Linked DNA regions of Homo sapiens: region 2 is linked to region 1. A link is an interaction called in ENCODE POLR2A ChIA-PET data of the cell type or tissue named here. Cell type or tissue: B cell. All regions are shown on one strand. Links, peaks and the distances in the headings refer to the core of each region. The heading gives the core; the rest is flanking DNA.

Region 1 (4,919 bases), core at 278-4,277:
TTGTTCTGCTCCTCCAAATGACCTCCCATCCTGGGTCAATCTCCCCTTTCCCCCTACACTCCTCCGGCCATGCCTGCCCCTCACCCCCAATAGATCAATCTCCCCTTTCCCCCTACACTCCTCCAGCCATGCCTGGCCCCTGCCCCCAATATTTGTCTCAGGGAATGAGCCTGGTGTGAGGGGTCCAGACTGGAAGAGAATGTGAGGAGCCTCAGGCCAGGAATGTCTGTGGCTCAGCAGTGTCTAGTCAGCCTGTTCCTGTACACCATTCTGATATTGGAGCCTCAATCCTTTATTCACCTATTTATTTAATAAACAATAATTGAGCATACAAAATGTACCAGGTTCAGTTTAATCATGTTCACTAAAACATGTGAAGTGCTTATGGGAACTCTTTGTAAAAGGTAAACTATCAGGGCTGGATGCCTATGACATCAGAGTTCTTGGTCTTCAAAAGATGGCACCTGGCTCCACTTGCTTGCTCTGTAATTTGGAGGTTAAGTTATTTAATTTCTCTGTGCCTCATTTTCCTATTTTGTAATATGGAAAGCATAATAACAATAGTAAGGGTATGGTAAGGATTAAATGAGGTAATATTAGGTTGAACCATATGAAATTGCCACCATTCAGCTATTTTTCAACCACAGAAACACCAATGTCATATGGTTTAACTTGCCAAAGTACTTAGTACTGTGGTTGGTATAGAACAAACTGCTCAGTCAGTGGTACCTTTGCTTTGTTTTATTTAGATGCTACAAGCCTAACAGTTCTTTCAACTCAACTGTTTGTGTAATGCTAACATTTAGATAGGAAGCTCTTTCTAGCACCACCAGGAACATTTTGACTCCAGATTAACATACTCAGTGGATAGGTTTTACTCAAGACTACCCATGGGGACAATCATGTTAGAGCAGGCAGTGATTGACAACAGTTAAACACGAGCCAAGGAACTACCTAATTGTGTTTAGGAGTTGGCATTTCTTTAGCTCTTATGCAAAGCAATGTTATCCACATTATTTAAATATAAAGCTAACTATTAATGCTAACTCATGTTTTCTCCATTTTTTTTTTTTTTTTTTTTTTCTGAGACGGAGTCTCGCTCTGTCGCCCAGGCTGGAGTGCAGTGGCGCGATCTCGGCTCACTGCAAGCTCCGCCTCCCGGGTTCACGCCATTCTCCTGCCTCAGCCTCCCGAGTAGCTGGGACTACAGGCGCCTGCCACCACGCCCGGCTAATTTTTTGTATTTTTAGTAGAGGCGGGGTTTCACTGTGTTAGCCAGGATGGTCTCGATCTCCTGACCTCATGATCCGCCCGCCTCTGCCTCCCAAAGTGCTGGGATTACAGGCGTGAGCCACCGCGCCCGGCCTTCTCCATTGTTTTAACAGGGTTTTATTTATAGGAAATCATAATGAAGTGGGAATTGTCTCTATACTTAATAAGCGATAATGTGCCCATTAATCACAAATAAATATATAGATATATAAATATTATATTATATATATTATATATTTTTATATATATTATATATAATATATAATATATAATATATATAATATATATATTATATAATATATATTATATATAATATTATATATATAATATTATATATAATATATATATTTATATATATATAAATATATATACACCAGAAACAGGAAGAAGCATGAACATGTCATCTCTGAGTGCAGTCCTCAGTCCTAGAGGTACAGGAAGGGAGTAGGGAGGTGGGATAAGAGTCTGTTTTCCAGAAAGCTTGAGTCCAGGAGAAGCACAGTGTCTGGAAGCCAGGGCCCTAAACAAAGCCCTCCTTCTCATTATATCTTCTTCTGTTAAATGACCCACTCAGGCAGCACTTTCACTGGAATCAACAAAGACTCTGGTCTGCCAGAAACCAGCCAACCCAACCCTGCGCCTAGAGCTCCTCCCAGGGTAGCACTGGTCTCTGCTCCAGTGCCTAGAGGTGAAGAGCTATCTGGCATCTGTCAGCTTTCCATGGGCAACCTGTGAGCAAGGCAGGCTTCTCAGGGTTTCATGGATTTTCTCAAAGCCCCTAGGGTTCCTCTTGCATTTCCTCCAATCAGGACCCAATTCCTAGTTTTCAAGGAAATGAAGCAAGGCTGCAAGCTCTGCAGTCTCCTGGGGCCTTCTGACTTGGCAGAGCAAAATGTACCAACACCTGCTGCAGCTGCAAGCCCCTTCCTATTTTTCCTCATCTCCCTCCTCCAGCATATTCTAGTCCTTAGAAAGCGTGCTATGGGGCTCCTGAATTCCCTTTGGCTTTTAACAAAGAGGCTGTATTTTAATTTACAGAGTCAATGTGAGGAGTGGCAAGGTGAAAGCAGAACATGTGGTTTGCCAGTCATTGCTTTAGAGAAGGAAAGTCCCACCCCACGTGTTGCACAGGAGGCAATGGAAGCTCAGAAAAGAGGAGGGGCTCCCCCAAGGTCACACAGCAAGTCTCTTTTCCTTGCTCTAATAAGCTTTTCTTTCCGCAATATTGTATTAAGTGCCAAACTGTAGGCCACCCCTAAATAAGAAGAACTAGAGAGCCAATCTCAAAGTCTGCATCTCAGCCATAGAACCCTCTGTGTTACGAGGCCCTAGGGAAATGCAACCCCCCAAGTTTGAAGTGAGGAGGCTTCCTCTTGAAAAATCGGTTAAAACGCCCTCCTTTATGCACATGCCAACTTTGACTTCAAAAAGACTTTATTCCCAAGGATAAACAACCCTATGTTTGTGTAATATAATTAAGTGAAGGCATCTTTAAATGTCATACTAGCCTGTGCCCATTTCAAATTGTTATGCATCAACAGAACTTAACGAGATAGCCAAGCCTTCTCCTTGCTGTGAGACTGAGATAAGCCACAGCACTGTGGGCCCTTTAATAGATTGCCAAAATAAAGCATTTTCTATGCAAATTATTCATGCAGTGGGACAGCTAATTGCTTGCCAAGAGCCCGCCCACTGCCTCTCTGCAATTAGTCGTGAAGTTGAAGGAGCTCCAAACTCCGCAGGCGCACTCAGGGCCTCCTGCTCCTATGGCTTGTTTTCAGGTTAGCAGAAACTTTCTTTCCTCTGGTGATAGGGCCTGGTTGCCCTGGCACAGAGACTGTTGAGTAAGGGGAGTGAGGGAGTGGGCAGCAGGTAGATAACTAACGGTAAAGCGGGGAGGCCATTCCTGGACTGCCATGGCCCAGCACCTAACTCGTGTATAATGTGCACTTGGCAGCGGTTACACCCTGAGCTGCAGTTTGCTCATCTATAAAACTGGTTTGGACACTGGTCTGAGGGTCCCAATCATCTGGTGTTTTGAGAACAGGTGACAAAGGGAGTTGGGAGCAAGCTTAGCCCTCTCAAGGAAGGAGCTCAAGGAAGAACCCACTTTGAGCTCATAGGAAACCAGAGACTCAAGGTCACAATAGGAATTTGGAGTCAGAAAAATCTGCAGAGTCCCAACCTACCACCACTCCCATCCTGGCAATTGTTGTCATAGGCACAGGAAGTCTCTATGGTTGTCAAAGTAGAGTCTCAGATAATTGAACCAATGATTAGAGCTCTCCCTCACTCTCACACAAACCAACCGGCTCTCTCGAGTTCTCTTTCTGCCTCTCTCCTAAGTGTGTCTCTGAGTCTCTCAATGTCTCTCTCTCCATGTCCACGTTCTGTTGTTGCCTTTCACTCCCTCCCACCAATAGCTGGCTGTGGAAGCAACTCCAAGCATGGGCCAGCACCCAGTGGCCTCCTGAAACATGACCAGAGCAGATTTGATCTAGGAAAGGAAGACTAGGGTATCTTGCTCTTGCACCAGCTTGTGCAGGGCAATATCCATGATCTGGGATCACACATGCACCCCTCAGAGAGTTGGGGTCAGGACTCTAGCCTGGACAAGAGTACCTTTGGCCTCCGTTTCCAGGATTTGGTGAGACGGGCCAAACCCATGTTGTCCAAAGGAGCACACTTGCTCAGGGAGGGATCAAGGAGCCCCATGAGAGCCAAAGTGACATGCGTGAACATATGTGGTTGGGGAGGAAGGGCGTATTTTTGGTGTCTGGGCAGCTTTAGAAGCTAACTGCTCACGTGGTAGGTGAGGGCCTGGGCTAACCCATGGGTTCTTAGGTCAATGGTTTGCTTACTTAACAGAAGGCTATTTTCCTCATTAGAGTCTCGTGAACACATCAATATGGAAGTTATTTAACCTAGAAGAGTGATGGATAATGGTTGCTTGCCTTTGATATTCTTCAACAGCCTTTTGATACACTGAGAGCCCCGAGGAGGGCACAGATGAAAGGGCCATTTGGTTGGGACTGCAGCATCAGCTCTGCTCCTCCCCATGCTGATTGCTGGTGACTCCGACAGTCCGCACCAGTCAATCTACTTGGCTGAGCTTCCCCTGAGGCCCTGGCAGTTCTAGAAGTGCCTGGTAATCCTCCCATGCAGATGCGGGTGCACTGAAAACCCCTTGTTGCTAGAGAAGTAAATGACCCAGGAGGAACATCACATGGGGCCCTTGCTGCTGATTCACAATGGAGACGAAGGAACTGATCACATTAGCTGGGCAACTTGGGATGTGGCCCAGGAGGCAGGAAGAGCTTCAGTAGCTCTAGCCCTTCACTCTGGTCTCACTCAGAATCACATCCATCTGGTCCTTGCCTGGAACCCCAGACCTGATAACTTCATCCTAACTTGCTCTGGGGTTCAAGGCCCTGCCCAGTCATCTGCCGAGGACAACATAATCCTAAGCTTAGAGCCATCCGTTGCTTGGACCAACTTTGCCTCACTAACCCCCCATGGCCCCTGTGGCTGAGGTCCTGTCACCTGCTGATACCCAGAGTTCCCTGTACCTGGCCCTGTTCCAGGAAGAGCATGGCTCTTGAATTCCTCTCACCAAGCTCCACTGTGTTGGATGAGGGGCGCTGAGG
Region 2 (4,919 bases), core at 564-4,563, 140 kb after region 1:
TTTCCAGGAGTCACATTTAAAAAGGATTAATTTTAATAATACATTTTCTTTAACCCAATATTATTACTGGGTTTATAAAACCCAAAACATTATCATTTCAACATGTAATCAACATAAACATTATGAATGAGATATTTTACATTCTTCTATGGTGATGAGTCACAGAAATCTAGCGTGTATTTTACACTCACAGCACAGCTCAATTCCTACGAGCCAAGTTTCAGGTGCTGCTCCACGGCTACACGCGGCTATTGTACTCTACAGCACAGAGACCAGCATGCTGGGTCTACAGAGGAGAATGCTGGGAGGGAGGAGAGTGGACTTGCTCATGGCCAAATGCAAACCAGGCTCTGGGATGAAGTCCCCCGACTCTAGCTCCCGGCCTTCCTGCTGTCCTGCTGGAGCCTGAGGTGGCCCCAGGGCACTGAGATGGAAGAGCCCTGGGCTGGTGCTTGAGGCTGGCATCCCGAGCTGGTCCTGCTGCTCACCTGCCCTCGTATGACCTTGGGGCCCCACTGGACACAGGGGCCCCACCTGGCCCGGGCCTCTTGCCCTGCCAGCTGAGGAAGGAGGGCCAATGGAGACAACGACAGCACCTGTTCCGTGCCAGGCACCAGGCTGTGGGCTGGGGGTTAGAGTTCCCACCCCGGAGGAGCCTGCAGTGGGTGGGACAATGGCAGCACAACTAATAAAGCCTTGAGTGAGGAATCAGAGGACACCGTGGGGGCAGTGAGGACAGGGTATTTGCCATTCACGGGGAGATGGAAAAGCTGATACTTGAGCTGGGTCTCTGGAGAGGGACAGAAAATCTGCCCAGGGGCCTTTTTCTGACTCACCCAGCTTCCTAAAACTCCAGGAGCCTAGTTTTTCCTGTCAGGTGAACAGCCGAGGTAAGGAAAGTGCACGCAGGCAGCACAAAGTGGGTGGCCCAGCCCTGCCAAATGGTGCTATGACCCTCTCTGCAGAGCCTCAGGAGAACAAGACCTAGCCCTTCCCCTTTTTCTGCAGGCACTCCAGACTTCTTTGGCAGAAATTCCAGGTGTAAGCGGATAAATTGGATCTGTGCTTGGGCAGGATGGCAGCCTGAGTTCTGCCTGCCACAACCTGAGGTGGGAGCCAGTCTGCCTCCTGGGCTAAGGCTGGGCGGTGGCTGTGGGGCCCGCGGGCTGCAAGGCCAGTGCTCTGCAGGCAGGGCCAGGCTGCCTCTTGCCCACACCTGGCCACTAAGCCCCGAGGCCGGTAATGAGGATCTCCTGCACCACCGTGGCTCAGAGGAGGCCTCCTGGCAGCCTGGCCTTGTTCTCATTGTCCTGCTCCAGCCCAAATGCACCAGGCCCAGGCCTCAATCGTGATCAATGGGCCGAGGATGTGCTGACGAGGCACTTTCATCTTTTCTCAAGGCTGGTGTTTGAACTTCTCTGAGCAAGCGGCCTTCCCAAACGGGCTTGTCTTCTAAGAAGGCGGCCAATCTCCTTTCCCTTGCTTCCTAAGCAGGCTGATCCTGAGAGTTATTGAGGCACAAGAAAGGAGATGTTCAAAGGCAAATCTAAATTACCGTCCTCTTCAGACTGGGGAAAAGTCTTATTAAGTCGCCTGCGTGTGATTCCCGGCCTATTTCTGTCTGCAGACCTTTCTTCCTTTGTGCCACATAAATGGACACATCTTATTGATTTTCTTTCAACCTGGATCACCTCCATGGCTGTGAATGTGGGCAGACAAATCCCACTCCTTCCTTCCCTGTGGGGCTGAGGAAGGATGCTGGTGGCAGCCAACAGGGCCGGCCTAGGGGGCTTCTGCGCCCTCCTCACCACCCACTTCCCACTGAACTCAGCAACCCTGCCTGAGAGCCAGCACTTTCTGTGGAGGAGCCAGGAGGCCACTGCAGGCCTACAGGGAGGCTTTGGGACCGCGGAGCCACGGAGCCACGAGGCAGCCTGCAGCGTGGGCCAGGCAGAGGGAGCTTGACGACGGCGGGGGGCGGGGGGGGGGCCCTGCCCTCAGCCTGCTCTCTCACTTCCTGTGCCTCCCACCGTTTCTCGTCTACCGCTCCCCCGCCCCCAGTCCTCACTTTGTTCACCCCACTCCAGCCCTGACCCTTGGCTGAGTATGCCACATACATTTCCATTTCAGGGACTTCGCATTTGTCTTCCCACACATAGAAAGCTCTTCCCCCAGACATCCCCAAGGCTCATGCCCTCACCTTCCAGTCTCCACCCAAATGCAGCTTCTCAGGGAAACTTTCTTGAGCCACCCCATTTAAAATTGCAACCCATCCCCCGTATTCCGTGCTGCCCCCACCGCCACACACTTTATCTTTCTGCACCTCACTCATCGTAATTGACATACTGTTTCTTTTCCTTGCTTGTGTTGGTTGTCTGTCTCCCTTCACTAAAATCTCCATGTCAGCAGGGGCTTCTGCCCCTTTTGTTCACTATAGTGGCACCAGTACTTAGAATAGTGCTCAGTATACAGGGGTGATTAACAAATAAATTGTCCAGTGTGTGACCACAGGCCATACACAGGGCCTGGCCAAGGCCAGCATACCGGCTTCTGTGATCCAGGCACCAGCCTCCAGAGGGCGCCACACAGGATGCCCAGCCCCGATCCTCCAGGGAGGATCATCTCTGCTCCAGATCACTGCAGGCTCCCAGAAAAAGGATCCAGACATTCCCCGGGCCGGAGGTTTGGCCTGGGCACTGACTGCCCTAGCTTTGGCCTCAGAACAGATGGCTTCTATGTCCAGGACGATGTCTCTGATCCTATCAGTTATCAGGAACAGGCCCCTTGTGAGGGTGTTTCACCCCACCAGACCCAGCCGGCCAGGACGGTGCCACATCAATGCTCTGGGCCTTCAGCTGCCTCCCACAAGCCACTCCCAGAGGGTGGAACCACCTCTGGGGACCCCAGGGCTGCCACGCACCTCCCTTACTATACCCTAGGCCAGGTGGTGGGTATAATAATTATTGTAGAAACCACCCTGGTTGGCCAAAGGATACCTGACTCCCCAGTTACTCCCTGGGTGGCTTTTTCCATCTCCTCACCTCAGTTTCCCCATCTGCAACGTGGAAAAGGTGACCCAGAGAACCAGAAGACCCCTTCTTCTGTCAGTCTGACAGTCAATGGCCTTCTCATGTGTCCCTCTCTCTCTCAATGGGCCAAATCATCTTTGAGGGCCAGGACAATCTCTGATTTTTGTCCTCATACAGCCCAGGGCCTGGCTCCAAGTAAGTTCTTAGTGGGTGTTTGTTGAATGACTGACCGACTGACTGACTGACTGAATGAATGAACCTGCAAGTGTGCAGGCCCATAAAGAAATGGACCTTAGGCCCCGGCATCACTTTGCTGGTCACAGCTGAAAATCCCCATGCATCGGCTTGCTAGAGAGAAGCAGACAGACAGATGGAAGCAAGCAAGGCCCAGGAATTCTTTGGGGGAAAGTGGCTCATTTCCAAAGGGAAGGCTATAGGCTGTGGGAAGACAAAAAAAATTCCTCAAAATTAAACCAAAGGAGGGGTTTGGGGAGCGATGGGGCTCCGAGGGATTTATTAATGCACGCCTCCGAGTGATTCTTCCTCCTGCAATCCAGGCACGGGGTTAGCACCGACTTCCAAATTATATTTAATTGGACAATTATTCAAACTGAAAAACCTGCACAGGAAACGAAGGCGGTCCTTAATAAACACCTTGTCTCCTCAGCCCCAAACAGGCAAGTCGTTTACTGACCCAAGAGGCACAATTTTGTCTTTGGTAAATTTATTTTGAAGTAATTGCCGACTCCGGGAGTAACCATTTTTCAAAGGGAAACTTGGCTCTAGCCAGCAGAATAATAAATTGTTCCTGACCCGTGTGAAGCCTAATCCCATTAGAAAGATGTGTGCTTAGAGGGTGCAGGGCGGCGCACAGAGGCCAGGGATGGCCCTGCGCTCGGCGGCAGAGGCGCCCGGCTGGTGACCAGGGGAAGCCTCCTGGGCTGACCCGTGCACAGCCACAGGGACCAGCCCAGACGTTCTCTACAGCGGGGGCTGCAAGAGCTAGGGCAAGGGTGGGTGGGAGGTTGTCACCTGGCCGTGGTCGCCACATCGGGGAGAGGACTAAAGCTTCCGCAGCCACCTCCGGCTCCGCCTGGGGCAGGACACAGCCTCCAAGCCCAACCTCTTCCCGGGTCTCCTTTCCCATCTCCTCCCTGACCACGCCTCACCACGCCCCTCCACCAGGTGAGTCCTCACCTCCTCTCTCTCCAGCTCTGCCTGGCCCTGACCCGACCCGCCTACCTTCTCCCTGCCCCTGGTGAGCTTGTGCAGAACCCGAGGGCACAGCGTCTTTTGCGCAGAAGGCGCACCGCGCGACCAGCACCTTGTTGAGCAGCTGAGGGCCTTGGGGAACCTGCTTTAATGAATAGGAGTGCGTTCATAAACAGCATATCCATATGCAAATGAGTACCTCCAACAGCCTGGAAACAGGCTGGTCTCTGATTGCTTCTATTTGAGCAAACACAATTTATAAACTCTGGGGTCTTTTTTCAGGAAAGGAATGAAGGGGCTTCCCTTGATTTACAAATTCCAACTTGAAAGGCAAGGTTCTTCCTTCTATGTCTAGTACAACTCAATGCCCCCAAATCCAGGCTTGGCCTTAGGTGATCTCTAAGGTCCTTGGGAGACCTTGCCCTAAGGTCCCCAAGGCAGGGACCTTTGGTTTTGTTCACCGATGTGTCCAAGTTCCTACAACAGTGCCTGCCATGAAATGATATTCAATAAATATTGTTCACATAAGTGAACTCCTGGAGAACCCCTCCTCCATTGCATCACACAGCCTTTCTTCAGACCTTGAGCAAGACACTAGAGGTGGACTCTTGAACTGTGATTATCCTCTTCCCTTTTTTTCCAGCTGGGGAAGCTCTGAGAAACTAAGTAACTTGTCCC

What was found. ChIA-PET counts read pairs that join two places held together with the same protein. Peaks named below come from ENCODE experiments on the same cell type or tissue, not always from the same donor. Only the 100,000 strongest peaks of a DNase experiment are listed, where the experiment ranks them.
Region 2: POLR2A ChIA-PET joins it to region 1 with 6 read pairs; 2 of 35 experiments call an interaction of 5 or more read pairs at or near these places.

Annotation. Positions count from the first base shown.
Region 1 is chr11:8,199,790-8,204,708 of GRCh38, forward strand. No RefSeq gene overlaps it. Among named protein-coding and RNA genes, the nearest start is that of RIC3-DT, 33 kb to the left of the region's middle. RefSeq lists an enhancer at 4,710-4,919. In B cell, for the core only: no CTCF peak of the experiment used is centred there; a DNase peak (open chromatin) is centred at 2,422; H3K4me3 peaks cover 851 bases; H3K27ac peaks cover 2,624 bases.
Region 2 is chr11:8,335,667-8,340,585 of GRCh38, forward strand. It overlaps a transcript of STK33 not described here. Among named protein-coding and RNA genes, the nearest start is that of LMO1, 74 kb to the left of the region's middle. RefSeq lists enhancers at 862-1,679, 2,498-3,313, 3,413-4,074. In B cell, for the core only: a CTCF peak has its summit at 2,576 (motif pointing right); a DNase peak (open chromatin) is centred at 2,595.